Regions from separate parts of the Homo sapiens genome. Here region 1 is linked to region 2. Evidence: read pairs that join two places in POLR2A ChIA-PET (ENCODE). Cell type or tissue: MCF 10A. All regions are shown on one strand. Region 1 overlaps NID1 (nidogen 1). Region 2 overlaps LINC02768 (long intergenic non-protein coding RNA 2768).

Region 1 (4,000 bases), 88 kb before region 2:
GAGGGAATGTAACTGGCTAGGTTTTTGTAACATAGGGGAGTTTATTAGAGGATCAAAGAGAGGCATTAAATGTCTTGGGCTAGAAATGTAAAACCTGGTCCAGGAGTTTAAGAACACCCTGGACAACATAGCAAGACCCCATCTCTATCAAAAAATTTAAAACTTCTAGGCATGGCATTTAAAAATTAGCACACACCTGTAGTTCCAGCTATTCACAAGGCCGAGGCAAGAGCATCACTTGAGCCTGGGAGTTCAAGGCTGCAGTGAGCTATGATCGTGCCCCTGCACTCTAGCCTGGGGTGACAGAGCTAGACCCTTTCTCCAAAAAAATTTAAAAATAATAAACAAAATGAAGCTTTCCCTCAACCCTGCATCCCTCTCTCACTGCCATCCCCTCCCCATCCTTCCCTTTATAGTTTAACTCTTCATCAAGGTTGTCTGGAATTGCTGCCTCCACTTCCTCCTCTCTCATCTTCCATTTTTTTTCCTATCTTTATATTGTAAAAATAAAACATAGATGCAAGCAATATGTAGTTCAAGGAGTTACTCTAAGGTGAGCCTGGTTGTCACTACCACTCAGATCTTGAAGTAGAGCTTTACCAGCAGCCCCAGGAGCCCCACCTGCCCCAATCATAGCCTCCTCTCTCTCCTCAAAAGCAACCACTAACCTGGCATCTGTAGTTGTCTCTTCCTTGCATTTCTAATAGCTTTATCACACTTGAGTGCATTCCTAGTCATTGTAGGTTTGGTGCTGCTCATTTTTCTATCTATAGTTTTCTTCTCCATCCCTTTCCTTTCCTTGCATTTGGTCTGTTGAAGAACCCATGCCTTTAGATCTGTAGTTTCCCACAGTCTGGATCTTGCTGATTGCACACTCATTGTACAGCACTACACACTCCTTTGTCCTCTAAATTGTCTGCAGATTGTCAGATGCTTGATCAGACTTAGGTTCAATCCTTTTGGCAAGACAATAGGTGGTGGTGTGATCTTTCATCGGGAGTGTATGTCTGCTTGTCTCACTTTTTGTGATGTTAGGAGCTATTGATGATTACTGCCTAGACCCATTAATTTCTAGGGAGGGTCAAATGGTGATATTCTAATTTCATCATTACTTTCTCATTTATTCATTGGAATTCATGCTCATTATTACCTGGGTCCACTCATTTCTAATGGGGGGGAGCAAAATGGTGATAGTCTAATTCTATTCACTGCAATGAAATAACAGCTAAAACTGTATTTGTAATTTGGAAGTAGAGAGGTAGCTTTATTCGGTATATGGGTGGAGAAGCAGAGGACAGTCAGTCTCCCAAGAGAAAAATAAAGCAAGTGAGTGACAAGGAGACAGGAGCTCTTAGTTCCTGACAGTTGTCTATTTCTGGTTCCAGTCCCTTTTCTGATTCACATGACATAACTATATTTTCATAATAAATTCTTCCTTTGGGTTTAGGTTAAGTCAGAGTGGTTCCTGTTACTTTAGTTAAAGAACTTTGACAGTGAGGGCACTGTGCACATTTATGATGATATTATTACTATTAGAAAGTGCAGGCTGGATAATTAGCTACTATGCTCTGTACAGAAGTTAGTTGATGTTTATGGATTTTTGTTCATTTTAAAATTCAGATAAGCTATGTTTTTGACCACTTTTCCTTTCTGATGTGTCTTCATTAAAGAATGCCTCCCTAAAATAATATGAATAGATATCTACTACATCAAACAGTAGTTTAAAGAAGTGAAATTTTTATCTAGTGGAAGGGGTAATACTAAAGTAATAATAGCTAACACTTATATAGCACATAATTTTTGCCCAGTATTGTTTTAAAAATAGCAAAATGTAAGGTAAATTAGAAGAAATCTTTTTAGTAAAAGAAATTTTCTGTCAAAGTGTATGGCATATGAATCATTTTGCAATCAGAAAAAACAGACAGTTGGTTCAAATATCTTGAGAGTTGTGTCTTACAAAATTACGATCGTGTGTTATTTATGCTTTCCAAAAGCAGTTGTTTAGGTTCTTGTGTTTAGACTGCCAGTAAATATGCTTTCAGCAGAACAAAACACTCTTGCATCTTCAAAAATAAAAAAAAAAAGCATTGCAATTTGCTTTTGAGATTTCCTGGCTCTCTCCCCACCCCCCGCCTATATCTGGGCCTTCTCTTACCTGGTCTCTGCTTACATTTTTTTGTTTGTTTGCTTTTGTTTTCTTGAGATGGTGTTACCCAGGCTGGAGTGCAGTGGTATGATCTCAGCTCACTGCAACCTCCACCACCCAGGTTCAAACAATTCTCCTGCCTCAGCCTCCCGAGTAGCTGTGACTCAGGCGCACGCCACCATTCCCAGCTAATTTTGTATTTTTAGTAGAGATGGGGTTTCACCGTGTTGGCCAGGCTGGTCTCGAACTCCCAACCTCACTGATTTGCCCACCTCAGCCTCCCAAAGTGTTGGGATTACAGGCGTGAGCCACCGTGCCGGGCTCCATCCTGCTTAAGTTTGATCCCACTCTCAGCACTGTCTTCCCAGTGTGATGCCCTGACAGCCCGGTCAATTTCCTAGGGTCTAGCTCTTCTAGCCCCTTTAGTTTTTAACTTTTTTTTTTTTTTTTTTTTTGAGACAGAGTCTCGCTCTGTTGCCCAGGCTGGAGTGCAGTGGCATGATCTCGGCTCACTGCAAGCTCCGCCTCCCGGGTTCACACCATTCTCCTGCCTTAGCCTCCCGAGTAGCTGGGACTACAGGCGCCCGCCACCACGCCTGGCTAATTTTTTGTATTTTTAGTAGAGACAGGGTTTCACCGTGTTAGCCAGGATGGTCTCTATCTCCTGACCTCCTGATCCACTCGCCTTGGCTTCCCAAAGTGCTGGAATTATAGGCATGAGCCACCGCGCCTGGCTTAGTCTTTAACTTAAAGGAAGAAAAACCCTCCCAGTTTTGCTGCTGTTTTTACATTGGCCTGCAGTGCCTTCTAGAGTGCCTGTTAGCGCTGGGGCTTTCCTGTTCCCACACTGTGAGATGCTCTGCCCCTTTCCTCTGCTGTCTGCCACACAAAGATGACAAGTTGGTGGTGTGTCCCTTCACCCTTCCTTATCACCGTGTTGCTTTGTAAATGCTACCCATGGGCTATGGATTTTGTTACCTAGTTAATCCATCTGGAACTGGACTCTAAAAAGTAAGCTCCTGCATTCTTCCAGAGTCTCTCATTCTCTCTCTAACCACTGCAGTCAGCTTCTTTCCCCACCACAACACCCAAACTGCTCTCGTAAAAGTCAGCAACAACCCTCCCTTTGTTAGATCTGAGGCCTCATTTCTTTTTCTTTTCTTCTTGTTTTTTTTTTTTTTTTTGAGACAGAGTCTCACTCTGTCATTCAGGCTGGAGTGCAGTGGCGCAATCTCTGCTCACTGCAACATCTGCCTCCAGGGTTCAAGCGATTCTTGTGCCTTGGTCTCCTGAGTAGCTGGGATTACAGGTGTGTGCCACCACGCTTGGCTATTGTTGTTGTTGTTTGGGACAGGATCTCACTCTGTTGCCCAGGCTGGAGTGCAGTGGCTGCATCTCAGCTCACTGCAGCCTCCACCTCCCGGGTTCAAGCAATCCTCCCACCTCAGCCTCCTGAGTAGCTGGGATTACAGGTGCTTGCCATCAAGCCAGGCTAATTTTTGTATTTTTAGTAGAGACGGGGTTTCACCATATTTGCCAGGCTTGTCTCGAAATCCTGGCCTCAAGTGATCTGCCCACCTCTGCCTCCCAAAGTTCTGGGATTACAGGTGTGAGCCATCGTGCCTGGCCTGAGGCCTCATTTCTTGATAGCACTTGGCACAATTGGTCTCGCCCTCCTTCCTGAAACACTTTCTTCATTTGGTATCCAGGACAACACACCTCAGGGTTTTCTGCATTTCTGGCTGGTGCACGTCACTGCTGGTACGATTAGCCCCATTGAATGCATGAAGATATGGGGGTTAGAGAGACTAGATAATTTGTCCAAGGCATCCAACTAACTAGTAGCATAGCCAG
Region 2 (4,000 bases):
CCACTGACCTCCTATGAGGGGTGGAAGCTCTGTGGCTTCCTTTTCGCCAGCAGCAGTCTTCGATACCGCAAGTCACAAGATGTGGCACCAGCATTATATCTTTGGGTCGACTGGGGGAGGCCCCTCCGGCAGTCTCTCAATCAAACATCTCCAGCTCAGAGGACTCTGCTCTGAGATTAAACCACACAAGGTTCTTTCAGCCCGGGGTCTGGGTAAGGGGTCTGGGCAACCACTTCGGGGCTCAGTGGGCATGTGGGGTACACAGGGAAACGTGAGCCCATCTGGGCTGCAGATTCACTAGGACACTCGGATGGACTGTTTTCGTTAGCTCTCAAATGTGCAAATCATGCTTTTCCTGGTGCTTGGCAGGGCAAAGGCTTGGATTTTTTTTTAAAAAGACAACCTGATGGAGATTGGAGCTGGACAGCAAAGAAGACACATTAGTTGGCCAGTCTAGAGAATGCATTCGGAAGGGTTTCAGCACAAGTCCTCTGCTGTTGAGGTTTGCAGCCCTTGCATTGGGTGCCTTTCAGATAGTCTGGACAAAGGCCTCTGGTAGAGCTGACTGCCTATAACAAAATCACTTCAGAATGAGTATGGAGTTCTACAAAATTCACTGTCTCAAGTCAGACCTGCATGGACTCTAAATGACTGATCTTGGCTGCTTGCCTAGACATCTACCTCCAGGACCACCCTGTTAGCAGTTTGGTGTCTACTTGTGGGTTCCAGCCACCAATCACAGCATCGTCCTTCACTGATGGCTGCTTCCCACATCTCTGCCTAAATCTATGTCCCACTCCGAGGCACTCAGCACTGATGCTGATCATTCCTAAATGCAGATTCTAGAGCGACAGTCGCGCAGAATCTCAGATAAGTTATTATTAATAGAAAAGAATTCAATGTGACACCTAGCATACATAGGCTTTGCCACAGTCAGAACAAAGGTCTTGCAGCACATCCGAGGCTTCCCAACACGCAGATGCTCTCTTGGAGCCCTGAGGAAGCTTCCAGAGCTGTGCCGTTTGCTTGCACCCGGGCAGATCCAGATGGCAGCTGATCACTGCAGGGCTCTGTGATCTGTGCGCCAGCTGGTCCGCTCGCTCGGGCAGTTCAAACGGTGCTCTGTGTTTCAGGAGGGACACCCAGGAGGTCACCTTCTTAGCTTTACAGCCACCTGGTGGATCCCTGCTGGAGTGTCCTCCTCAGCGTTGGGCATGGGGGCGGGTGGTGGTCCCTGAAGGACTCTATCCATAGAGCCCTCTTTAGAAGTCTCCACCGCGCTGAGATGTGCCAATGCAAGACTCACAGTCCCCTTAGATTCCTGTTATGATTGCTGTTCTCTTCTTATTTAAATATTTTCACAAACGACTTTGTTGTTTTCCAGCCTAAGACTTTCAGTAAAGCAGACTATCTTTTAATCTAATAACTCAAATTAAGTGAACATTTTAATTTTCATTTAAAAATTTAAATTTTGTTTAAAATTAAATGAAAACCAAATAATATTTACTTTTAAACAAATCAGTGCAGCATGGTTATGAGCCTCAAGTCCTGACCTGCTTCCCCCGGTCTCCCCCTCCCGGAAATGGTAGTCCTGCCTGAATACCGTTTGCCCATCCAAGGGAATCTGTGCCAGATTATGTCTCCAGGGCTGGAGTTTATAGCTCTCCATCACATGGTGTGGCAACTCATGCTTCTTAATCAGAGCATCAAATGAATGAGTCAATGTGGGCTTGCTTTTATTTTCACAAACTGTCTCCCGAGTCAGGCCTGCTCTGAGCTTCGGGGCCTTTCCCTGGCTCCACTCCAATAACTTGAGTAATTTCCTGTGCTGAGGGCCCTTGTGTGCTGAGACTTCTTCTCACATGAGCCACTAGCTTAGATCCTGAACCTATTTCCAGAGTGCTCATTACAGGCGCTTTGGAAGGAGGTCCGAGCTTTGGAATAGGAGACTGAAGTTCTGGCTTGAATTTTGGCTTTGCCCCGAGTAGCTGTGTGACACTGCACAGGTTAATTAACTTCTCTGAGTTTCCATTCCTGCATCTGTAAAACAGGAATCACAAACAGGATGCCAACAGAGGGATGAGCTCAGGCCTCAGAGTCGGACAAAGCTGCATTCAGATGCCAGCTCTGCAGATTGCTAGCTTCGGAATCCCACCAGAGCCTCCGTGGATGGGAGAGCCGATATCTGCCTTCTGGAGTTCTTGTAGAAAGTAAAAGAGATGATGTATGTACCATGCCTGGCACATGGTTAGGCACTGAGGAAATGTTTTTGAAGACTACAAAATAAGGATAAAACACACGATATGTCTACCTCCGTGGATATTTGAAAGGATCACATTAATATACGTGAAAATACACTGTAAACTATAAAATAGTATAAATGTTATTATTTGGATTCTTTTTCTCTCAGATCATTTTACTCTATTTACTCTTTCCAACTTCTTATTTAGAAAATTTTGGCCAGGCGCGGTGGCTCATGCCTGTAATCCCAGCACTTTGGGAGGCCGAGGCAGGCAGATCACGAGGTCAAGAGATCGAGACCTTCCTGGCCAACATGGTGAAACCCCGTCTCTACTAAAAATACAAAAATTAGCTGGGCGTGGTGGTGTGTGCCTGTAGTCCCAGCTACTCGGGAGGCTGAGGCAGGAGAATCGCCTGAACCCAGGAGGCGGAGGTTGCAGTGAGCCGAGATCATGCACTCCAGCCTGGGCAACAGAGTGAGACTCTGTCTCAAAAAATAAATAAATAAATAAAACATAAAATAAAAATTTCATAGCTGAAAAAAGTTGGACTAGTAAACACCCGAATATCCTTTTCCTAGATTCACCAATTATTAATAGTTGCTTCTTTGCTTGCTGTATCTCTATCTCTATTTAGGTACCTATCATCTATGTATAATTTGTTTAAGCATTTGAAAGTAAGTTGCAGATATCATGAGTCGACCCTAAGTACTTCAGCATGTGTCTCTTGAGAATAACAGCATTCTCCTATAGAACAAAGTACTATTATTACCATATTAGTAGGCTTGGGCTGCTATACCAAAATGCCATAGACTGGGTGACCTCAACAGCACACACTTATTTCTCAAAATTCCAGAGGTTGAAGGTGTAATAAGATCAAGGTGTCAGCTGATTCAGTTCCTGGTGAGGGCCCCCTTCCTGGCTTACAGATTGCAAATGGCTGTTGTTGTCGTCGTCGTCGTCTTCGTCGTCGTCGTCGTCGTCGTCGTCGTCGTCGTCGTCGTCGTCTTCTTCTTCTTCTTCTTCTTCTTCTTCTTCTTCTTCTTCTTCTTCTTCTTCTTCTTCTCTCTTCTTCTTCTTCTTCTCTCTTCTTCTTCCTCTTCTTCTTCCTCTTCTTCTTCTATTATTATACTTTAAGTTCTGGAGTACATGTGCAGAATGTGCGGGTTTGTTACATAGGTATACACATGCCATGGTGGTTTGCTGCACCCATCAACCTGTCATCTACATTAGGTATTTCTCCTGATGCTATCCCTCCACTAGCACCCCCGACAGGCCCCGGTGTGTGATGTTCCCCTCCCTATGTCCATGTGTTCTCATTGTTCAGCTCTCACTTATGAGTGAGAACATGTGGTGTTTGGTTTTCTGTTCTTATGTTAGTTTGCTGAGAATGGATGGTTTCCAGCTTCATCCATGTCCCTGCAAAGGCCATGAACTCATTCTTTTTTATGGCTGCATAGTATTCAATGGTGTATATGTGTCACATTGTCTTTATTTAGTCTATCATTGATGGGCATTTGGGTTGGTTTCAAGTCTTTGCTATTGTGAACAGTGCTGCAATAAACATATGTGTGCATGTGTCTTTATAGTAGAACAATTTAAAAATATGGAACGCTTCAGGAATTTGCGTGTCATCCTTGCACAAGGACCGTGCTAATCTTCTCTGTATCCTTCCAATTTTAGTATATGTGCTGCCAAAGCAAGCACATTTTTTGTTTGTTTGTTTGTTTGTTTGTTTGTTTGTTTTTGAGATGGAGTCT

The links. Peaks named below come from ENCODE experiments on the same cell type or tissue, not always from the same donor. Only the 100,000 strongest peaks of a DNase experiment are listed, where the experiment ranks them.
Region 1: POLR2A ChIA-PET joins it to region 2 with 5 read pairs; 3 of 35 experiments call an interaction of 5 or more read pairs at or near these places.

Annotation. Positions count from the first base shown.
Region 1 is chr1:236,003,363-236,007,362 of GRCh38, reverse strand. All of the region lies in intron 12 of NID1 (nidogen 1), which reads left to right. Among named protein-coding and RNA genes, the nearest start is that of LINC02768, 33 kb to the right of the region's middle. In MCF 10A, no CTCF peak of the experiment used is centred here; no DNase peak of the experiment used is centred here.
Region 2 is chr1:235,915,362-235,919,361 of GRCh38, reverse strand. The region is part of intron 2 of LINC02768 (long intergenic non-protein coding RNA 2768); the gene reads left to right. All of the region lies in intron 2 of LOC105373215 (a long non-coding RNA gene), which reads right to left. It also overlaps the pseudogene RNU6-968P. Among named protein-coding and RNA genes, the nearest start is that of LYST, 50 kb to the right of the region's middle. RefSeq lists an enhancer at 634-1,133. In MCF 10A, no CTCF peak of the experiment used is centred here; a DNase peak (open chromatin) is centred at 1,721.